Linked DNA regions of Homo sapiens: all the other regions are linked to region 1. Evidence: chromatin contacts called from ENCODE Hi-C or POLR2A ChIA-PET data. All regions are on one chromosome and are shown on one strand. Each heading gives the region's core, a stretch centred on a gene start or an enhancer-like site at or near the end of the contact. The rest is flanking DNA. Distances are from core to core; before and after follow the strand shown. Region 1 holds the start of QTMAN (queuosine-tRNA mannosyltransferase). Region 2 has its middle 530 kb from the start of LINC01966. Region 3 overlaps ARHGAP15 (Rho GTPase activating protein 15). Region 4 overlaps ARHGAP15 (Rho GTPase activating protein 15).

The links. A loop is a pair of places that touch in the nucleus more often than their neighbours do. ChIA-PET counts read pairs that join two places held with the same protein, here RNA polymerase II (POLR2A). Pooled maps may share reads with other maps.
Region 2: a map of OCI-LY7 shows a loop between it and region 1 (4-fold over the local background). The contact joins the enhancer-like site here to the promoter of QTMAN in region 1. A Hi-C loop is called at or near these places in 2 of 168 maps with a recorded cell type or tissue (OCI-LY7 and naive thymus-derived CD4-positive, alpha-beta T cell) and 8 of 50 pooled maps. POLR2A ChIA-PET finds 5 or more read pairs at or near these places in 2 of 52 experiments (BJ and WTC11).
Region 3: a loop to region 1 is called in a map of naive thymus-derived CD4-positive, alpha-beta T cell, with 8 times the contacts of the local background. The contact joins the enhancer-like site here to the promoter of QTMAN in region 1. A Hi-C loop is called at or near these places in 3 of 168 maps with a recorded cell type or tissue (CD8-positive, alpha-beta T cell and naive thymus-derived CD4-positive, alpha-beta T cell) and 9 of 50 pooled maps. POLR2A ChIA-PET finds 5 or more read pairs at or near these places in 1 of 52 experiments (activated T-cell).
Region 4: a pooled map shows a loop between it and region 1 (3-fold over the local background). The contact joins the enhancer-like site here to the promoter of QTMAN in region 1. A Hi-C loop is called at or near these places in 1 of 168 maps with a recorded cell type or tissue (naive thymus-derived CD4-positive, alpha-beta T cell), 4 of 37 single-sample maps with no recorded cell type and 5 of 50 pooled maps. POLR2A ChIA-PET finds 5 or more read pairs at or near these places in 1 of 52 experiments (activated CD4-positive, alpha-beta T cell).

Annotation. Positions count from the first base shown.
Region 1 is chr2:144,330,857-144,335,805 of GRCh38, reverse strand. It overlaps QTMAN (queuosine-tRNA mannosyltransferase), which reads left to right and starts at 3,294. Exons shown (of 12, transcript NM_001376312.2): 1 at 3,294-3,367. RefSeq lists an enhancer at 2,661-3,238 and a silencer at 3,020-3,619.
Region 2 is chr2:145,409,908-145,414,586 of GRCh38, reverse strand. No RefSeq gene overlaps it. Among named protein-coding and RNA genes, the nearest start is that of LINC01966, 530 kb to the right of the region's middle. RefSeq lists an enhancer at 2,188-2,347. Within about 2 kb of position 2,951, at least 3 of the 41 ENCODE cell types and tissues checked have a DNase peak (open chromatin) inside an H3K27ac peak, as active enhancers do; they include OCI-LY7, where a contact is called at or near this core.
Region 3 is chr2:143,256,890-143,261,670 of GRCh38, reverse strand. The region is part of intron 6 of ARHGAP15 (Rho GTPase activating protein 15); the gene reads right to left. Among named protein-coding and RNA genes, the nearest start is that of ARHGAP15, 130 kb to the right of the region's middle. Within about 2 kb of position 3,035, at least 6 of the 41 ENCODE cell types and tissues checked have a DNase peak (open chromatin) inside an H3K27ac peak, as active enhancers do; they include CD8-positive, alpha-beta T cell, where a contact is called at or near this core.
Region 4 is chr2:143,137,447-143,142,398 of GRCh38, reverse strand. All of the region lies in intron 1 of ARHGAP15 (Rho GTPase activating protein 15), which reads right to left. Among named protein-coding and RNA genes, the nearest start is that of ARHGAP15, 11 kb to the right of the region's middle. RefSeq lists an enhancer at 639-778. Within about 2 kb of position 1,367, at least 4 of the 41 ENCODE cell types and tissues checked have a DNase peak (open chromatin) inside an H3K27ac peak, as active enhancers do.

The DNA of each region.
Region 1 (4,949 bases), core at 2,045-4,544:
TTTCCTATTGTAATATTATATGCTGGATTACTGAGCACTTTTATATCAGTGGGGCTGAAGTAGAAATAAAAATTAGCTGACCATAAAACACCAGCAGGGACAGGAGCAGGGTGAGCATTTCCTTTTTTACCTTCTAATTCTATTTAAACAGTAAACTACAGTTTTCTGGAATGAGTTTGTGACGATGAGGGTCTACCTTGGGAAAATGTCTGGCTTCCTTGTCTATCAATTTAGAGGCTGTACCAGTGAGTGTTGATCATCTTCCAACTCTAAGGTGCCAAGTTCTGTATGTCCTGTTATTGACTCCTGCTACAATCCTAAAGTCATCTTGGACTTCATTCTCATCTTTGATTCTTACATATACTCAGTGAACCCAAGTCTTTCCTTAGTTGCATTTACGACCAACGATTCTTTTAAATTCTATTTGCTTCATCAGAACTGGACAAGGCTATGGTCCCCCTGTCTTGTCCTCCTTTCCCCATTGCAAGTCCACCCAGATGATTTCCTATTAGAATAAATATCTCAGGCTCAAATTTAGGCCCCTTATCAATGATCCTACTCTATTATTTCAGCTAGTTTTCTGTTGTTTCTAAAATGAATCTCCTGTTTTACCTCAGCTGATCTCCTATCTTTTTCTTGGTTATTGATGTGCTTATTTTCTTCTTAACTTCTTTATTTAAGCAATTTCCTTTACCTTTTTTCTCCATAAGGCAACCTAAATTCTAAATTTCACTTTTTGTCCTTTTTTGTTGTTATTGTTAAGAAGTCTTCCCTTAATTTACATGGATTATTTTCCATCTTAAAATTGGTAATTTACAATCGAATCCTTCGTTAGTAGTGTTGAATTATCATTTTGTGTTTCATATTTTACCTTCCCGGTGATGCTGTAATTTTCTTGGCAATAGGGTCTTAATAATTCTTACAATTAGGCAAAGACCTTGTCACCACCGAGGATGAATGCATTTGGTTGGTTCATGGCTCCGGAGGTCTGGCCAGAATTGCCTGGATCATGCAGATGAACCCTGACTGAGATGAAAGTTGTGCAACAGGAATCCTTGAAACCAGTGGGACAAAACAGCTTCGACAGAAATACCTTCCTAGCTAATGCCAAGTGCAATTTTATACATCACTCAGACCATGTAGGCAAAGCTGCAAAGTCAAGGAATTTTGATGTTGAATAGCTTTATATAAGTGTTAAATATTAACATGAGCCAGATGCTGGCAGGTATGTGAGACAGAAAGTCTGAGTTTGAACCCTGGCTTTGTTTCCAATTAAGCTGGGTAATATTGGGTAAACAACTTACCCTCTCTGGGCTTCAGTTCTTAATCAGATTAAAAAAGATTTAAAAATTTTTTTCATTTTAAAATGAAAGGATTAGACTCCCAATTATTTTAAGAACCAGTTTAATTATAAAATTATGTAATTCTATTTTTAAAACAATGAAATGGCAGCCATAAACTTTAGGATTTTTCAGATATTGTGGTTCGATTTAGAATTTTTCCATTTTACAATGGGTTTATCTGGATGTAACCCCATGGTAAGTTGAGCAGCTTCTTATGACTTATGATGGGGTTATGGTTTCTACTGAATGCACATACATTTCATACCATCCTAAAGTTGAAAATATTGGAAGTCGAGGACCATCTGCTGTGTTGCTAGCATTAAATGCAATTTTGGCTTACAATATTTTTAACCTACATTGTGTTTATTGGGAAGTAACCCCATCGTAAGTGGAGAAGCATTTTGTATTTTATTCTGTGTAATAGGATTTACTAGTTTCATGTGTAGTCAGAACACTCACTTTCAGGTTTTGGCATTTACTCTTTTCTGTTTCTCAATTTGTGTGAAAGTGGATGGACAGATGGTTTATTAGGCTTTCAAATGCTTACAATGCTGTTGTTCAATTCAACAATGGTTTTAAACTTTGAATGTCCACACAGAGCTGGATTTTGTTTGGAACGGAAGATAGTTTCGACGCTTCAATTTAAGGATAAGAATGTTTACTCACATAACTTAAAGCAACTTGTGGATATAAGTACAAAGACCTAATCGATTTCCTTTATTTTGGTATGTTTCCTAATTCATTTCCACATCACAGCCTAACTCTTCCGAGTTGCAGTTTTAAAAATGAAGTTACTTAATAAACCAGACATCCAGTTATATTTGCATGTTTTGCCTTCACCAGAGTCATTTAACCTACAACCTCCTTCCAGATACAAAAACCTTTACTTTAGAAAGGATCCTTTACTTCATAAAGGAATTTAACGAAGGGACACATTCCTCACTTTACAGTCAAGAACACCTGGGACTTCCTGGTACTCTTTCTACTATGTATTCTATAAATAAAAGAGCTAAAGTGAAATTAGGTCGCAGCGAAAAAACATCCAACATTTGTGAATTTTAAGCCCCAACAGAAAATCCCATTCCTTGAAATTCAAGTGGCAATGAGAATATTATTGCATAAGGAAAATATAGATGGAACTATGCAAGTCAAATGATGGTCTCCACTGCTGTCGCTTTGCTTTGTGATTTTTAATTACTCAATGTGACTCTCCTCGTGTAAATGGGACCGCGAATATGCAATTATTGAATACTCAAACTGCATCAGAAGTGTGTGGAGTAGTCAGAACCGAAAGGACGGGAAAAATGGAGATAAAGGAAAGCATGAGCCTTGCCAGGAGGGAATCGAGGAGGTCCAGAAGGAGGGATATTAAGAGGCATTGGCAAAGCAGCTGTGGAGGAGCTCCGGGCTGCAGAGCAGGTAGAGGTGTCGGCAAGGGAGCCAGGAACCCGCACAGGGGCCCTGAGGCTCTAGTAGGCCGGGGAGTGGACCAGGAAAGGAGATGCAACGGGCCGGCTGGAAAACTGCACGGGGAATCCGAGGTCGACCTAATGAACAGCACAGACCTTCCAGAAGGAAAGAGAAGGTGACTATGCGAGCTTAGAACAGGACTAGGAGGTTGGGGAAAGAGTACGAAAAAGCTGAAAGGGCGGACAGGGTGCTGACGAGATGGGAAAGGGCGCACAGGGAGGTGGGGAGCAGTGCGAGGCCGGGGGACAGTGGGCAGGTGCGAGGAGCCGAGCCCGCGGGCTGGGGCGGAGCGATTCGCGCGGGCGGGAGCGCCGCTGACTCAGGGACCTCGCGCCAGCGGAGTCCGGGCGGCGCAGAGAGGCGGAGCCTCGATTGCGCGGGCGGGCCGAGGGGCGGGACCAGCGCCTGACGCGCCCGGAGGCCGAGGCGGCCGCGGGCCGGGAGGGGCGGCGGCATCCGCGGCGGCCGCGGGGGAGGGGCACGGCGTCAGCGCGTCGCCGGCTGGGCCGCGCCGGTGGCCAGGAGGGAGAGACAAGGAGGAGGAGGAGGAGGAGGTGAGTAGGCTCCGGGCTGGGGAGCCGCGCGGGCCAGCGGGGAGGCGGGGAGCGCGGCCCCTCCCCTCCCCTCCCCGGCGCCCGCCTCGCGGGGCCGCGCTGCGCGGAGATCCCAGAGGGGCAGCAGCGGCGGCTGCGGCGCGGGGAGCCGGGGGCGGGGGGTGTGGGGGAGGCGGAGCTGAGAGCCGCGCGCTTCCCGGGCGCACGCGCTGCGCTCCCTGCGCCGCCGTCCGCACCGCGCTCGGAATGGGGCGTCACGCCGTGGCATTTTGTGCCTTCTGCAAACTGGTCGTGTTCGAATTGCGTTTTTTTGGTGCCTACATGTCGTGCGTGCTGGTTTTCTGCGGCCCGGCGCTCCGCTTCTTCCTCGCGCAGGCTGAGAGGACGGGTGGGGGCACGTCGCCCTCGCGCGGGAGAAGGGAGGCCGGGCGTCCGGGTTGGCCTGAGTTGGCTGGGGTGCTTCGCCGACCACCAGGCTGCCCGGCGCTTGGCCCCTTGCAGTGCGAGCCCCAGGCCTTCCTGACGGAAAGCTTCGCTTCTGGCTCCTAGTCGCCCTCAGTTACCAGACCTCCCCAGCGCCCCACTCCTCTCTGCCAGCCGAGTGTGAAGACCCTCACTGTGCCCCCCACCCCGGAATCCCTCGTCTGAGGATTAAGCACATAACTTCCCATTTTCATCGGGATCCAGACAATCCCATTCTGTCCAGGTGGAAAGATTCTCTGAATTTAAGTCTTGGGAATGCAGCAGCGAAATTTAACCTTTAGTCCCGAAGTAGTTTTTTTGCCTTCTCTCGCACATACAACTTTTAGAGTCTTCTGACAACTGTGCTGCTTTAGGTTATCTTGAGATTCTTAAGTTAATGCCTTGAGGCCGTGTGATGGGAGTTTCAAAGAGAAGGCTTTTACAGCTTTTCTTCCACCTGTATCGCAGTTTGAAATGGAAAACGTGAGTTGATGATGATTTTCCATACGAGATGGATTTCAGTTTGCAGCCCCGGCTGCCGTGGCTCACTTGGTTATTTGGTGCCTACCCCTGAAGTTGATTTTAAAGCTTAAAATAGTGGTTAGGTAAAGGAGCTGCTGAAAAAGAAGTTCAGTACAATTCAATAGAGCCATTCTATTGGCTTCTATTAACGTGTTTAACCTTAAGCTTTAACCATGACAGGAGTTTCATGTAGGAACCCACATACCAAGTGAAATATTGAATTTTAATTAGTGCGTTCCAGGTCTGACTTGGATTAGATTCTTCTCGGCTCCCACTCCCTTTTGGTATACATTTTCCTTAGGGTCCTGTACTGTATTTAATGAAACAGTTTTAGTATTGAGGATTAGAGGAGTACCTCTTGAATCACGAAACTTTCTTTGACATGCTTGAAAACAATGAATAGGTAAAATCTGAAGCATGATACTTGCAATAAGGTAGGAAATAGTAAATTTTTTAACATCACCAGTTTGCAAAGGTTAAGATGGCTTCTTTAGTCTTGATTTGAAAATTGTGTTGGCATTTTAATCTTATGCATCACAGAAATACAGAATTTTCGATGTTTAAGGAACATTAACAGTATAATCCAATCCCATTATTT
Region 2 (4,679 bases), core at 1,702-4,201, 1.1 Mb before region 1:
TTCTGCCACACACATCCTTCCTCATACATACACAGTTTCCAAGACCCTTCGGAGTGCTGTAGTTTAAAGTGAGACCTGAGGATTTTAATATAAACTTTCAATACATAAAGTTTGCATTTTAACACAAACTTTGAGGTAATTTCTTTAGCACTCATCCTCTAAAATGTCCAAGTTGAAGACTGCCTTTGGGTTTTGTGCTTAGAAGTTAGAGTCAGGCGACAGCATCTTTTTCCATAAACAGCCACATAATAAATATTTTAGGTTTGGAGGATCATGCATAGTTACTTTGTCCTCCTTCTCCTCCTCATCTTTTCACCACACTGCATCCTCCTCTTTATCTTCTTCTTCTTCTCCGTCTTCTTCTTCTTCTTCTTCTTCCTATTTTCTTCTTCTCCTTCTTCTTTTCTTATTCTTCTTTTCTTTTTTGTTTTTCACAACCCTTTACAATATAATGAAAAATTCCTAGCTACAGGTAAACTATAGTCATTATCAGAGTTTTTAGGAAGAGTTGACAAGATGTCTCAAGATTATTAAGTCTATTGGACAGTAGGTCCCTTGCACTCTCATTTTAAATGCTAAGACAATATAACCCATTACAATGGCTTAAAGATTTGAGGTACTTATTTTTGTGTGTGTGTGTGTGTGTGTGTGTGTGTGTGTCTGTGTGTGTCTGTGTGTGTCTGTTTGTGTTTTCCAAACTGGCATTTCCAAAATTATTTCACAATTGATTTCTTCAGTTATGTTGTGCAACTAACCATGTTCCCAACACACTATGTGAAACCACTCCATGTTGCATTGTTTCTGTCACTATGATATGCAAATTCTAAGATGGTCCCTGAGATTTCTACTTCCTTTTGTACACGCACCCCCTGTGCAATCCCATCCAATTGAATGTGTGCATAATTTGTAAAAATGATTGAATTTTACTCCCAATACTAATTGGGTTGACTAATCTGTCGAATTTGAGTTAATTGAAAGAACAATTACCATTGGTGGACTGGACTTAAATATGGTAAGCCTTTAAAAGAGAGACTAGGTCCTTCCTGAAGAGGAAGGTTTAAAGCAGCAGACACTCTCCTGCTTGCCTGAAAGAAGGAAGTTGCCATGTTGTAAGAGGTCTATGGAGGGTGCCATATGGCAAGGACCTGAGAGAGGCCTCTGGCAGCTGAGAGTGCTCCCTGGACATCAGCTGGCAAGAAAACAAGAGCTTCAGTCATAGAGCTGCAAGGAGTTGAATTCTGCCAACAACCATGTGAGTTTGGAAGAGAATCCTGAGTTACAAAGAGTAATGCTGCCTAAATGACACTTTGTTTGCAGCCTTGGGAGGCATGGAGGAGAGGTCCCAGTGAAGCCAGACTCCAGACCTACAGAAATGAGAAGGAATAAATATGTGTTATCTTAATCAGCAAAGTTTGTGATAATTTGTTATGCAGCCATAAAAAACTAAGACAATCACCACACCCAAATGCCCTTTATTGTTCTTTTTACCTGTTAATTTCATCTTTCTAATCTCACCTTCTTCATGAAGCTTTAAATACAATCTCCTTGCATAATAATCCCACATATCTTACTACCTTTAGCACATATTGTCTGAGCAAGTGATAGAATACGTAGTAGCGGCAACGTTTTCTCTTTGAATCATATCTTCCCAGTTGAGAAAAGAGTTCTTTCAGTAGAGGAACCATCTCCTACACTTATTTATATACCCCACAGCCCTTAAAAGTGTCACTGGTTATAAGAGATACTCAATAAATAATTAACAAATTACTCATAACTTCACTTTTACAATATGTCATGGTCATTATATCACTATTCAAATCATCTCTTATGAATTCTGAAGCACATGGTAAGGAAAAAATGAAGACTCCATAGTTAGAGTCAACTGGCCAGATGACATCTTAGACTTCAAAATACTGCATCAGCAAACTCCAATTTATATCAGTTGTACATAATATTCTTCAGGAAAAAGTATAGCAAAACTTCTGAACTCAAAGCCCATAGAACTTTTGTAAAATTTTCTGGCTATTATATTTGCCAGTAAGCAAGGAGATTTGTAGAATACAACTTTGATGCACACAGACTCGGAAGACAGCTGAAAAGAAGCTAAGGCAGAGCACATGTGTGCTGTTTATAGGCAAACACGTGCCACATCACCCACTACCCAGGTGGACATATCTCCTCTAAAGCTGTAATGGCGAGTCAAGTAACCTGTTCAAAAACCCCACAATCTCCTAACCACAGCCACCTGGCTTGTAATTATAGACTTTATTATAAATAGATATAAGCTTTGAGTGATTAGTTATTGTGTACAAAGTATTCAACCGTGGACCACCTGATTTTCACATACTGCTGTACCTTCTCCTTCCTTTGATGCATCTTGGCTATTAATGGAAAAACACCTGTTTCCTGATAGTTCTCTGAGCTATAGAGACGTACATTTATATAGAAACAGCTGGGAGAAAGGTCCTTGTGAAGGACAACAAAATCCAATTCTTACCATCACAAAACTTCCTCCTGGAGCTGCTGATGGAAGCAGTTAAGCCTGCCTTGCATCACTCCTACACAAGCTACAACAAACAAAGTGAAGCTAGGGAGAGTCTTTAACTACTGTGGAAGGATTAAGAAAATCCTACAGCAATAAGGCTGGGATTTCCATTTGATCCTAGAAACAGAAAACGTTTCTAAACCCACAGGTGAATGACATAAACGGAAAGCCAGGAGCGAGGCTGCAAGTGTTTATTGCGTTCCTCTCACATCTTTTTTCAGCACCTGCACATACCTACAGTCTTTCCTCCCCAATGCCCAGGAGCACGGGACATCCAGCTACACTGATAAACTAGCAGCAGCTCAAGAAAATGAATGATGACAGGAAATGAAAGTGACAGTGACAGTTTGTGGTTGTTTGATTTCTTAAATGCAATGAATGGTGGCCACAGAGTTTCCTGTCAACAAGTGTCTGGATAGAAAAATGAAAAAGCAATCAAAACAGTAACTGACACTTCAGGGCATTTCAGGGAAGCCCAGGGCTCACTGTGCAACAAAACCACCTGCTTAGTGTTCTCCATGGGAACTACCACTCACCCTGAGAGGAATTATCAGGATAAAGCCAAGGTGGGTGGGTGCAATGCCAGCTCATTAGTTTAATCTCCAAGGAAAGGTGGACCAAATGATAAAATTCTGGACTAAATGACCTCTGTGGTCAAATCCAGTGCAATGCTCTGTGGTCAATTCCAGTGTAAAGATTCTAGAAATAATACAGGATGAAGGGGTAGGAAATGTGACCCTAATGCAGATACCATTAGTAATTTAATTATAGGAACTTCAATTAATTTACTTCTCTCTGCCTTAATCCCTCCTCATGTAAAAATGCTACCCTTCCTTTCTGTCTTTAAGCCAGAAATCTGCTAGTTGTATGAGTTACAGGAAGAAGATCCACAATATTAGAGACACAGGGAATTAATAAACAATCGTATACAAGTATCTGGAAAAAGAGAAGAGCACTGAATTTGATATTGAACACGTTTTCTTGGCCTAATGAACATAACTGCATCCCACCATGTTTTCATCTCATCTCTCCCCTGTGACATCCCTACTGTCAAGCCAGAGTTCTTGCCATTTTCTGCTTTGAATCTTGATCTAGCCCTACCTCTTGACTTTATCCCAGTCTGATTTCCACTTCTATCAACTCTATCTAAGTGCTAGCTCCCCGTTCTCCAGCAAGTGGCCCTGCCTATCACCTTCACCCCAATGCGTTCCTCTCCACTCAGAGAAATGTGAACCTGTATCGCATGGTGTAGCCTTTCTTCTTGAAATTCTTCTCTCCTTTTTTTAATCCTTAAAAAAGAAAATGCTTTAGAGAAATATGACTGTAATTAACAACTGACAAAAATATCTGGGCTTGAGCTGAAGTGGGAAATCACAAACGTTAGTTACTTATTTTCTCATGCAGTTACCATTTGTTCTCTTTTCTCAGGGAAGTTGAAAGACCTGAGGTTCAAACTTAATAAGGCCCCATACTGTTTCTAAGAGTATTTGCAACATGTAAAGTATAAGTCAGTGCATTGCTGATATTTAAATTTGTTTTCACTCATCTGAGCTATTACACAGTATGCAATCCCTAAACCCTTCATAATAAAGAACACACATTTCTCAGCCACGAAAGGGAATGAAAGATTCAGCAATTTAAGCTCTCCGGTACTAGAAAGGTGACAAAACATTTATGTGTATCCAATCCATTCCACTGATTTGGCTCCAACATTAGGAGGGACTGCCTCAGGCAGAGACATTTTGCTATATACACATTCTTGGGAATTAGCAAATGGCCCATAGTGATGACAGCAACATCCTTCAAAACACTCAACTTTACTAAATGGATTTCACAAATACATTTTCTCTTTCTGAAGAATGTTTTTTTAAGTCTAACTGATAGTACAAATACTTGTTGCCTTTTTAAAAAGAAAATTCCAAGAAACCAAGGAGTAAGCTATAAACAAATCATTTTCACTTGTGTAAGAATGGCTGTGTAACCTGTGTTCTACCAGTTATCTTCATGTTTTTCATTGATTTTTACAATCCATTGTCCATGGTAAGTTACTCTAGGAGAGTGATGTGCTAAGGAGGTCATGACATGAAATTTAATATTTAAAATACCAGTCTTTACATACCAAATAAGCAGGAAA
Region 3 (4,781 bases), core at 1,786-4,285, 1.1 Mb after region 1:
GATTCCTATGAACGAAAAGGGTCGGCCAGGCACCGTGGCTTAGGCCTGTAATCCCAGCACTATGGGAGGCCAAGGCTGGTAATCACCTGAGATCAGGAGTTCGAGACCAGCTTGGCCAACATGGTGAAACCCCGTCTCTACTAAAAATATTAAAAAAAAAAAAAATTAGCCGGGTGTGGTGGTGGGTTCCTGTAATACCAGCTACTCAGGAGACTGAGGCAGGAGAATTGCTTGAACTCAGGAGACGGAGGTTGCAGTGAACCAACACGGTGCCACTGTACTCCACTCAAGCCTGGGTGACAGAGTGAGACTCCGTCTCAAAAAAAAAAAAAAAAAAAAAAAAAAGGTCATTCCTCCAAGATACAGCTGTCACTGTCATAAAATTTAGCATAAACAAATACACCATCAAATGCCCCACTATAAAATGTAACATCCAGCAATTACATAGTAAAGGATTTAAGGTGACATCATTCATTACAGTATATGAATGATCCTCCTGACTAAATGGGAATTTAGTGTTAAGTAGCTGTAAAAGCTGCCAAAGAGCAAATGTTATTGAAACAAACATTAGCAACTTATGACTAAAACCTAGGGCATCCTGACCATAGCTACAAGGTTTACTATCTCTATTATGGAGCCATTAGAAACCACCACAGGGTTGTATCCAAGTCTATTAGGAGAATAATTTAGTTGAAATTTTATACTTACAGATGAAAGAGACAGGGATATAATCATTATCGATTTTACTTTCTTTGCAAGGTTTTATTGTTGTTGTTGTTCATATCCTTCCTAAATGTGAGTAGAATGGAGAACAGAGGAAGGATGGGGAATCGAGCCATCTTCCTAGAGAAGATGAGCAACATTCTTCCATAAGCCAAATTACATATTTTGAAGAAGGAATTATTTTTAGTGGTAGAAATAGCTAGTAACAAAGGGAATATCAAGTATGTATTCACAGATTGAAAATCTTACCCACAAATTTAAAAATAAAACCCAAAAGTCTTACTTTCAATATAGGCATTTCCACATTTTCTTGTAAAGGATAATATTAATTCAGTATATAATTCTCCAGATTTAGTGTAATGGTTCTTTGTTATCTGACTTTTACTAAATCAGAAGGCAGTTTAATGATACAGGGAAATATTCACTAGAAACTGAATATTAACTATTAAATATCATCCCTGAGAATTCAGAAGAAAACTTCAGCTTTCCTCCTGGGGCAATTTTAACTCATTATCTCCTATAATCTTCAAAGACTTGTGATCTATATAAATAGCCATTTAAAGGGTCAAGGTTTTCATTACATACCAAGGAGACTTTCTACGATTATTGGAAACTTAAAACCGTACTAAAATTACAGAGATATCCTAATTCTAATTGGTTCTTGTTAAGAATGAGTTAATACACTGATGCTTGAGAATCATCAAAATTTCTTAAATTTTAACTATTTTATTTTCAACAAAAAGTGCGATGTGAACTGAATAATATTTGTCATTTAACTTGAAAATTCATGAAGAAGGATTACGAGTTTCTGAGTCATTAACAATCCTCCCATTTTAATATAACAATTGAATAAATGGGAAGAAATTTATGAACCTCTGTACATTTTCTTTTTTGACATTCTAAATTATATTATTTCTAAAGTCAAATTCAGTGACTGATAACTTAAAAAAATTCATGCTTAGATCCAAATGAGGGATTAAAGCATCTCATGTATATTCTTATTTAAGCAAAATAGCATATCTTTAGATTCAATAAACCTTCTTAATATTTGGGTATATACTTATTTATTTGCCAACAGAAATGAATGTCGATAAAATTCATCAGTCAACAACAGCCAAGAGTAACTTCTTTAGATAAGCCATGTAAAATACACTTTCACATTCAGGACAAAAGATATCCAAGTATCTCATTTCCTCTCCCTGAATCCTCCATTCCACGACAAGACAGGGAGAAAGGACTGCCATCAGATGAATGACATGTAGGGCCAGAGGATGTCCACATTTATATTTTACCACTTAAAGCTCTTCTTTAAATACCTCCCGAGAGCACCCAGTCAAACCGAATCAGAGAAGCCAGTGTTGAAATGCCAAGTAGCCACCAGATGGCAGCAATGCTTTTATGAATAATGCAGCATTCTTTGCAGTCCATCTAAGATTTCCTATGTTAATAATAGAACAATCCTTACTTTAGTAAAAGGACAAATTTGCTCGTAATGAAGCCAGCATTTTTTTCCATATTGCTAGTTACATTTTGTGGGGTTCAATTGTTTTCTAGTATTTGCCCCCTCCAAATATTTATTTTCATATGCATTAAACATTAAATTGAGGTTGAATTTCATATTGATACTGTAGTAGAAAATGCCTGAAGCTTGAAACAAATATTTTCTTTTCTGATGGACAAATAACATCTGTGGTTGTAAATGTTCCAGTATAGCTGTCAAAAGAGAAGGGTTTCACATAATTTTCTGCCACCCCTATCAGTACATCCTACACATCAAAAGAGTATGTTCGTAACCTCCCTTTCCATGAATTGATTTCAAATCTATCGCAGATCTCAAATATCAGAAGCTTGCCTTTTACTTGATCAAGGGCATGGGAATTTTGAAAATGAAGCATTGCTTAAAATTCAACTTCAAGAAAAAAAAAAAGACCACAATCAAGGTCTTTCTAAGTTACTTGGGAAAGGAATCCTCATTATTGGTATTTCCGTTTTCAAGGTGCTTCAGCAATTTGTTAATTTTGCCACTGTAATTTTTTTAGTTTACACTTGTTCACCCAGAAAGTGAGACTGTTAGAATTTCTCCCAGTGCCGGAAATGCAATGTTAGGTAAATTGATGAGGCTGAGGTCAAGAATCTAATAGCTCTCTACTAAAAAGAAATGCATCTAAACCCTCCATGTGAACACCTCTCCCTTGGTTAAGCCATCTCATACCCATCAGTGTTATCTGAAAAGAGTTCAAACAGCTTCCTTCCTGATTTCTCCCCAACATCAACCATTTCATTTCATTGTTTCACTTAGGCCACCTCTCAACATCCTGTTTTGTTAAGATAAAAGAGCAGCCTCCTCCCCTCTTCAAATACCAAGAATCCTTAACTGCCCTGCAGTGTTTTATATCCTTTTGAATTTTTTTTCTGCTAAATGTTTAGTAGTATGTTTAACTCTTACATTGAGAGACTCTATGCATAGATGCCATAAGTGGCCTTTCCAGTTATGCATAAGTGTGGGCATTTTCCTTTCATCTTGAACTTATTTTTCTGTGCATTTCAAGCCTTTGTTTATGGATGCTTGCTTTGTTATTTTCTTATATTGCTTTAAACATTGCTCTGAGGTTTCAGCTTTGCTCACCGCTGCCCAGATTTTCCTCCTGCTCAGTGGCTTGTGGCATATAAACACTGAATACATATATATATATATGTATTTTTTCTCTTGCTTTCAGATCCAGCTTCATTACCTTATGTTTCTAAAAACTGAATAGCGTCATCTATTTATCAGCCAGTGATCCTATGCTATCCAAAAGCACTCAATTTTATTTCATCCTGTGTCATCCTTATGGACAAGCTGTAAAATGTGATACCATTTACTGGCCCCATCTATTATGTACCAGCTTTAGGGATTAAATTGTTCCTTTTTCTGGAATAGGTCTGTTTGCTATTAAAAATCATACACAGCATGAAATACACATGGCTGCTCTCTTTAAAAATAAAAGATATTGAAACAGATATGAAAAAGGATCCCTTGGCTTGAATATTGTCTTGCTAGCATCAATATATTTTCTATACTTTATAAATGAGATTAAAATAACAAGTAGAAAAACCATACACTTGTTGATTCTACCTTACTCCATAAAATTCCCCAGTGGCAGTGGTTTCTTTTGCCCAGGTTGGAGTGCATCGTGTCAAGTCTCAGGTTTGATCTCCATGTGGCTCAGTTAGTCTCATTCTGCTTATGGGAAAACAGAGAAAGTGCGTTGCAAGCCACAGGAGCCCATGGATGGCATAGAGACTACCACACTAGCTCTACCAAATCATCAAGAAACAGAATATGTTCCATGAGAGGAAGGGATTCACAATATGATGTCGGTAAATGAAGAACAGCATGGTGCATTTAGCCTGGTGTCAGACTAAAACCCAGAATTTATTCCAACTGCACAACTCATATCTTTGAGCTCACATAGCCAGCTATTCCAGAAGGCAATGTGAAGTGAGCTATCCAGTTGTCTAAGTTCATTAGATGACGTGCATCCATTCTTCTGCTGAAATGTTAGAAACAGAAGAAGCCAAGTTGACTTTTTTCTTTTGTTTTATGTTATTTTGGAATTACAAAATTTTGGTTCCCTTCACTAATTGGGGACCAAAATGTACTAATACTACTATTTTCAATCTTTACTGTCATCCGGTTGCATGCTGCTTTGATAGTTCAAAAAGAATGAATCTAGTAAGGCAGCATTATGCCCTCTAGTAATGAAACAATGAAGGTGTGCAAATGAGCATACATCCTTGATGTCTAAGGCTTTGACTAGTGAGTTTCACGGGATCACCCAGGCAACATAAAGTTCGTGTTGTTTTCCCTAACGATACACTTAGTTTATAAATCTTAATTCTAGATGTCTAGAATATATTTTTTAAAAAAGTTTTATTATTTCTTAGAAAATTAAACGTGCAAAAAGACAGTGGTTCCCAAGTCACATTATCTGAACCAATAGGCATGTTCTTCATTTGCAGAATGTACTTTCCATCCATCTTCTTGTTTCTGTTTCTCCTTTCATCAGTCAAAGCTA
Region 4 (4,952 bases), core at 118-2,617, 1.2 Mb after region 1:
CCTAAATGAAGAAGCTATACATAAATGGATGCTTTTTTCACAGAATAATCTAATGCTCCAGTCAGTCTCTAAACATTTATTGGGATTTATTGCATATACAGAAGTTATTTGGAGGACTCCAGTTCTCTCTAATCATTACCCTCTGCTCCTGCTTTTTTAGGAGCAGCTATAAATTCAAGAAGAGGTGGAAAATCGGCAGACTGCCAACCAAATTCAACCCACAGACATATGTTGTTGGGCCTGAACAATGTTTTGGAATGTTTTGAATCAATTTCCAATTGAAAAATGAGGGTTGTTACTTTTAAAAAAAAACAGAAAAGTATGTCTATATGTCTTCTCTTGAAAATTCATAAAATGTGGCAAACTGATCCAGGTGTGTATGGTAAGAGACAGCTGCGGGTGGACAGCTTCTACATCCTATAGACAAGGCATCATATAGACGTTCTCTTGTCTACAGGTCCTCTCCTACCCACTTATCTTGTATAGATATCCCAACTGGCCTGCAGGCATTCCCGACTGTGGCTCGTAGTGTCAATCACCCCTAGGAACATTGCTCCTCTGATGTATGGGTTGAATGGTGATTGTGCTGCCTATTAAGTCAATATTATTTTCAGTATTTCATTATTTTTAAATCTAAGCTGGTAAGATCGCAAATGAAGAGCAGAACCAGGAGACTGCATTTGCATTTGCATTTGTACTACTGCTTTAGAAAGAGGATCGTCAGACATTCACATTACTTCATTTATTCTTACAATTTTCTCAACATGATCTTAGTTACAACGAGTAGGATATTGTGCTGTGCTCTTTGCTCTTGCTAAGCAAGTTCCCCTTTTCCTCCCTCTCTTTTCTCTGCCTCCTCTACTGTTTCTATTATATTTTGGCAGATAATTATATCCTGCCTTATATTGGTTTCTGTTCTCTATTTGAGCTGTGTGTCTCTTCTGCCCAAATTGACTGTGGGCTCCTTAAAGTCAGACACTGTATTTGTCAGTGTTGTTGCTCTGTATTGTACTTAGGACATTATAGACACTTGGTCCCATGCCTTGCTCTCATTAATTCAATGCCCTAATACCAACTGGTTTCAGAATTAGTACTGAAATTGGTATATTCATTCAGCACTGTCTGAAATCCCCTGTCTTGAACTCCCCCAGGCCATGAGCATTTCCAGCATGTTCAAGTTTGCCACCAAGATTAGAATGACTGTGACTCCAAATCCCAAGTGTTGTTGGATTCCTGTGTTTCCTGCATACCTCTCCACATCTAAAGCTGCCAAATGTATGCACCATACAGCTCATCATGGTCAGGAGAAGTCAGATCACTGCATTTCACCTTCCCCCATCCCTGCTCCAGGGTGTGTATGCTCTACACATCTGCCATGCTGACTGGTCTCCAGGTTTTTTGTCAAGCTGGTTTCCCACCCTGAACCTACTGCCCACTTGCTAATCCCCTTTGCTAATGCCAGACTTCAAACCTAAAGCTCAATGCCAGCTGGCCATAGGATACAGCAAGCTTTCTGTGGACAGCACCATAGCTGGTTGTCTTCCCAGCATTTTGTCAGCACGTGGGTTCCCCTCTGCTGCACCTTGTTCTCATTAAGTGGATGCGCTAACACCAATTGCTTTCAAAATTAGGACTGAGTTGGGATATTCATTCAACCTACATATATAGAATCCTGAGTTGGTTTCCTCAAAGGAAAATTAAACAAAAGAAAGGAAGAAAAAAAAAGACAAAAGACTTCTTTACTGGGTTAGCAATCTATACTCTCAGGACTTCCTAGTTTCCTTTTATATGTTCCCTTCTCAGAATTATTTTTCTAGGACCCTAGTAGATCTGTCTTGTGGACTATCTACCTTACTACCTTACCACTCCATGCAAAAATTTAGATTTAAAATAAAAGTGCATGAAGAGAATTCTACTTTCTTTTCTCTCCTCGTGTTTGCTGTTTTTCTTTGCTTCATTTTAATTTCAGGCATAAGAGTCAGTGGCTGCCTACCTGTTTTTGAATTGTTTTATGTGATAAATATTAATTCTTCATAATTAAAGGGTATTTTTGGTGAGGGTACATCTTGAGCTGCTTGAAGGAAAACTACCATATCAACTAAAAATTGGTAAACAAACAAGAAAAGAGTTATCTCTTCTTCCCTTTGCCCACACAGCTATACTATACTCCCCCACACAGCTGTATTGAGAAAATGAAACTAATAGCAAGAAATTGCTTTTGATGAGTTTCATAATTTTATCATAATACTTAGAATTGAAATAAACCAAAATTATCATAGCATGATTTTTACATCATAGTGAAGAAAAAAAAGTCACTCTTTGATTCAAGACCTGATAAAACAATTACTACTGCTACTCTTACCACCGCGTTTAACCTTTTTAAAGTGATTTACTATGTGCCTCATGCAGGGTAAACATCTTTACATACATCATTTTATATTTTTTCCTTGGGAGGAAACTCACCATTTTACAGATGAGCCAATGCAGACTCAGAAAGATTAAGTAACTTGCCCAAAATATCATACAGGATCTAGCAAGTGGTAGGGCCCAGAGTTGAGTTTTATTTTTTCTGACTTCCCAGCTTGTGCTTTTAATACCACTACTATCTCTGTAAGAAAGAAAAAAGTTCCGTACTAAAATTTGAGAAAAAGTATGTTTTAATGGTTATACCTGAAATGTGTCCTAGCCCTTCTGTGTCCTCCCGCAATTCAATTTCTCCATGCTTCACTGCCTTTTTCTACGAAGTCTACTAAAAGCTCCCACTTTGTCACTGGCTTTCTAGAATTACCAAGTAAAATAACATATGCAAAACGACTTTTAAAATTCTAAATAGAATATAAATAGATGATAGACATTATTACTTGCATTAGTTAACTCAAACCCAACTATCACCCTAAAGCCTTAAAATACATTTATAAGAAGCAAAATAAAGAGGCAAGAGAAATAGCAATATAAAAGCCTGAGACTCTTTTGCCATAATCTAGACAAGACTCAATAGATGACCAATAGTGACCATGATGATACGTGCAAACGGAAAGAAAGGAATAAATGCTGCTTGAGTATGGCAATTGATTGGATGTATGGAATAAGTGGTATGGAATACATGATATGGATGATATCATGTCCCTTAATAATATGACTTCAGGAGTAGAGATGTAATCGAAATTGGAAGGAAGGCAAAAATAACCCTTGGGAGAGGCCATGGATTTAATGTGGGACATAATCAGTTTAACCTGCTGATGGGATATCATAGAGGAAGTATCAAGTGACAATTAGAAATAAGGAACAATTTTGACAGAGACACCAAGGCTAAAGATAGAAATTTAAGGACCGTATTTGAGGAATGAAATTGAAATTATAAGAACGTCAAAAGAGAGACCAAAAAGAAGATGGTTTAGAGCCGTGGCATCCATTAGAAATATAATATGAGCCACACACATGTAGTTTAAAAATTTCCTGTAGCCACATTGGAAAAGTTAAATGAGATAAGTGAAATTAATTTTAATAATTTTATTTAACCCAATACTTCGAAATATAATCAATGGAGCATGATTAAATGCCAAAATATTAATTATTTTACATTTTCGTTATTTGTACTATGTCTTCAAAATCTGGTGTTTATTTTACACTTAATTCATACTAGCCCTTCTTCAAGTGCTCAATAGTCACTTGTGCTAGTTGCTACCGTATTGGATAGGTGGATCTAAGAAGGAATTTTTGAGAATTAAGAGCCAGGGGGAGACATAGAATCCAGAGGAGACCAGAAAAAGAGAAAGAGGAAAGACACCTGCAGTATGGCAAAAACCAAGGCAAAAGAACGTTTTCTTCCTCACAAGTTTTACAACACTTCTGCATAGGCAATATTTGCAGAGAAGAAACAACAGGTTTCCTACAGATGGCATTGCTTTAGACATCAAACAAAGTAGGATTCTTTTAGAGCCTTTTAGACTCTAGGGCCTCATGAATAAAGTTCAGCATTGCTTAACTGCTAACACTTAACAGGCTTCAAAATTATCGCATGGCATACTGAAAATAACATGGACTTTGCATTACCCAGATCTATGTACAACTCATGACCCAGCCTACCGAGAAGCTTTGTAAATTTGCATATTTAATCTCTTAACCTTAGCTTCCTTATCTTTAAAATGGGGATACAAATTCCTTTACATGATTTTTGTGGATACCAAATGCAATTATGCATGCAAAATTCTTGTCCCATAATCTACACAGAGTAAGTCATAGCTATGATGATAATTATTAAGAATCTCACTCTAATAATTTATATTGATGAATTTCTCAAGCAACTGTAAACATCTTGAGAATAAGTTAATATTGTCTAGTTTTGGTAACAACTATAGTACTTACCACAGTGCTTGAGACACCACTGAGGTAATCACCATACATTTTTTCCTTTAATGTTCTACTTTAGGAGAACCATCAAAGTATGAATAGGTGATATTATACAGAAGCTCAGATTACTTGATTTCCCCAGTGCATTTAGCAGAGAGCTGAATTTGGGTTCCATTGCTCAGTTTCTAGTCTTTAAAATTCTAACATGAAATTAACTAAAGCAGAAAGATAAATGAACAGAAACGGAAGTTTCCCTTGACTCAGCATCCAATTTCCTGAGCATTCTACCTTCCATAGCTCTTTTAAAGAGATGTTCTGTTTTGACTCTTTTAGGAAATGGATTTAAAGTGAACATAAAATTAGTCAATTTTAATACCATGGTTTTAGTAAAATTGCTTAAAATTTAAATACTTAGAGGTAGTTGCTCTTTCTCATCAGTTTATGGCAATATGTTTTCAGCTGGTGGGTTATTTGTTCCATTTTTCAGAAGCATATAATGGATACAGAATTCAAACCCAACCTTTCATCACTGCCAACTTACTAAAACTGTACCATATATATAGTACATATAGTGTCTTTTATTTGAAATATATTTCTAGCTT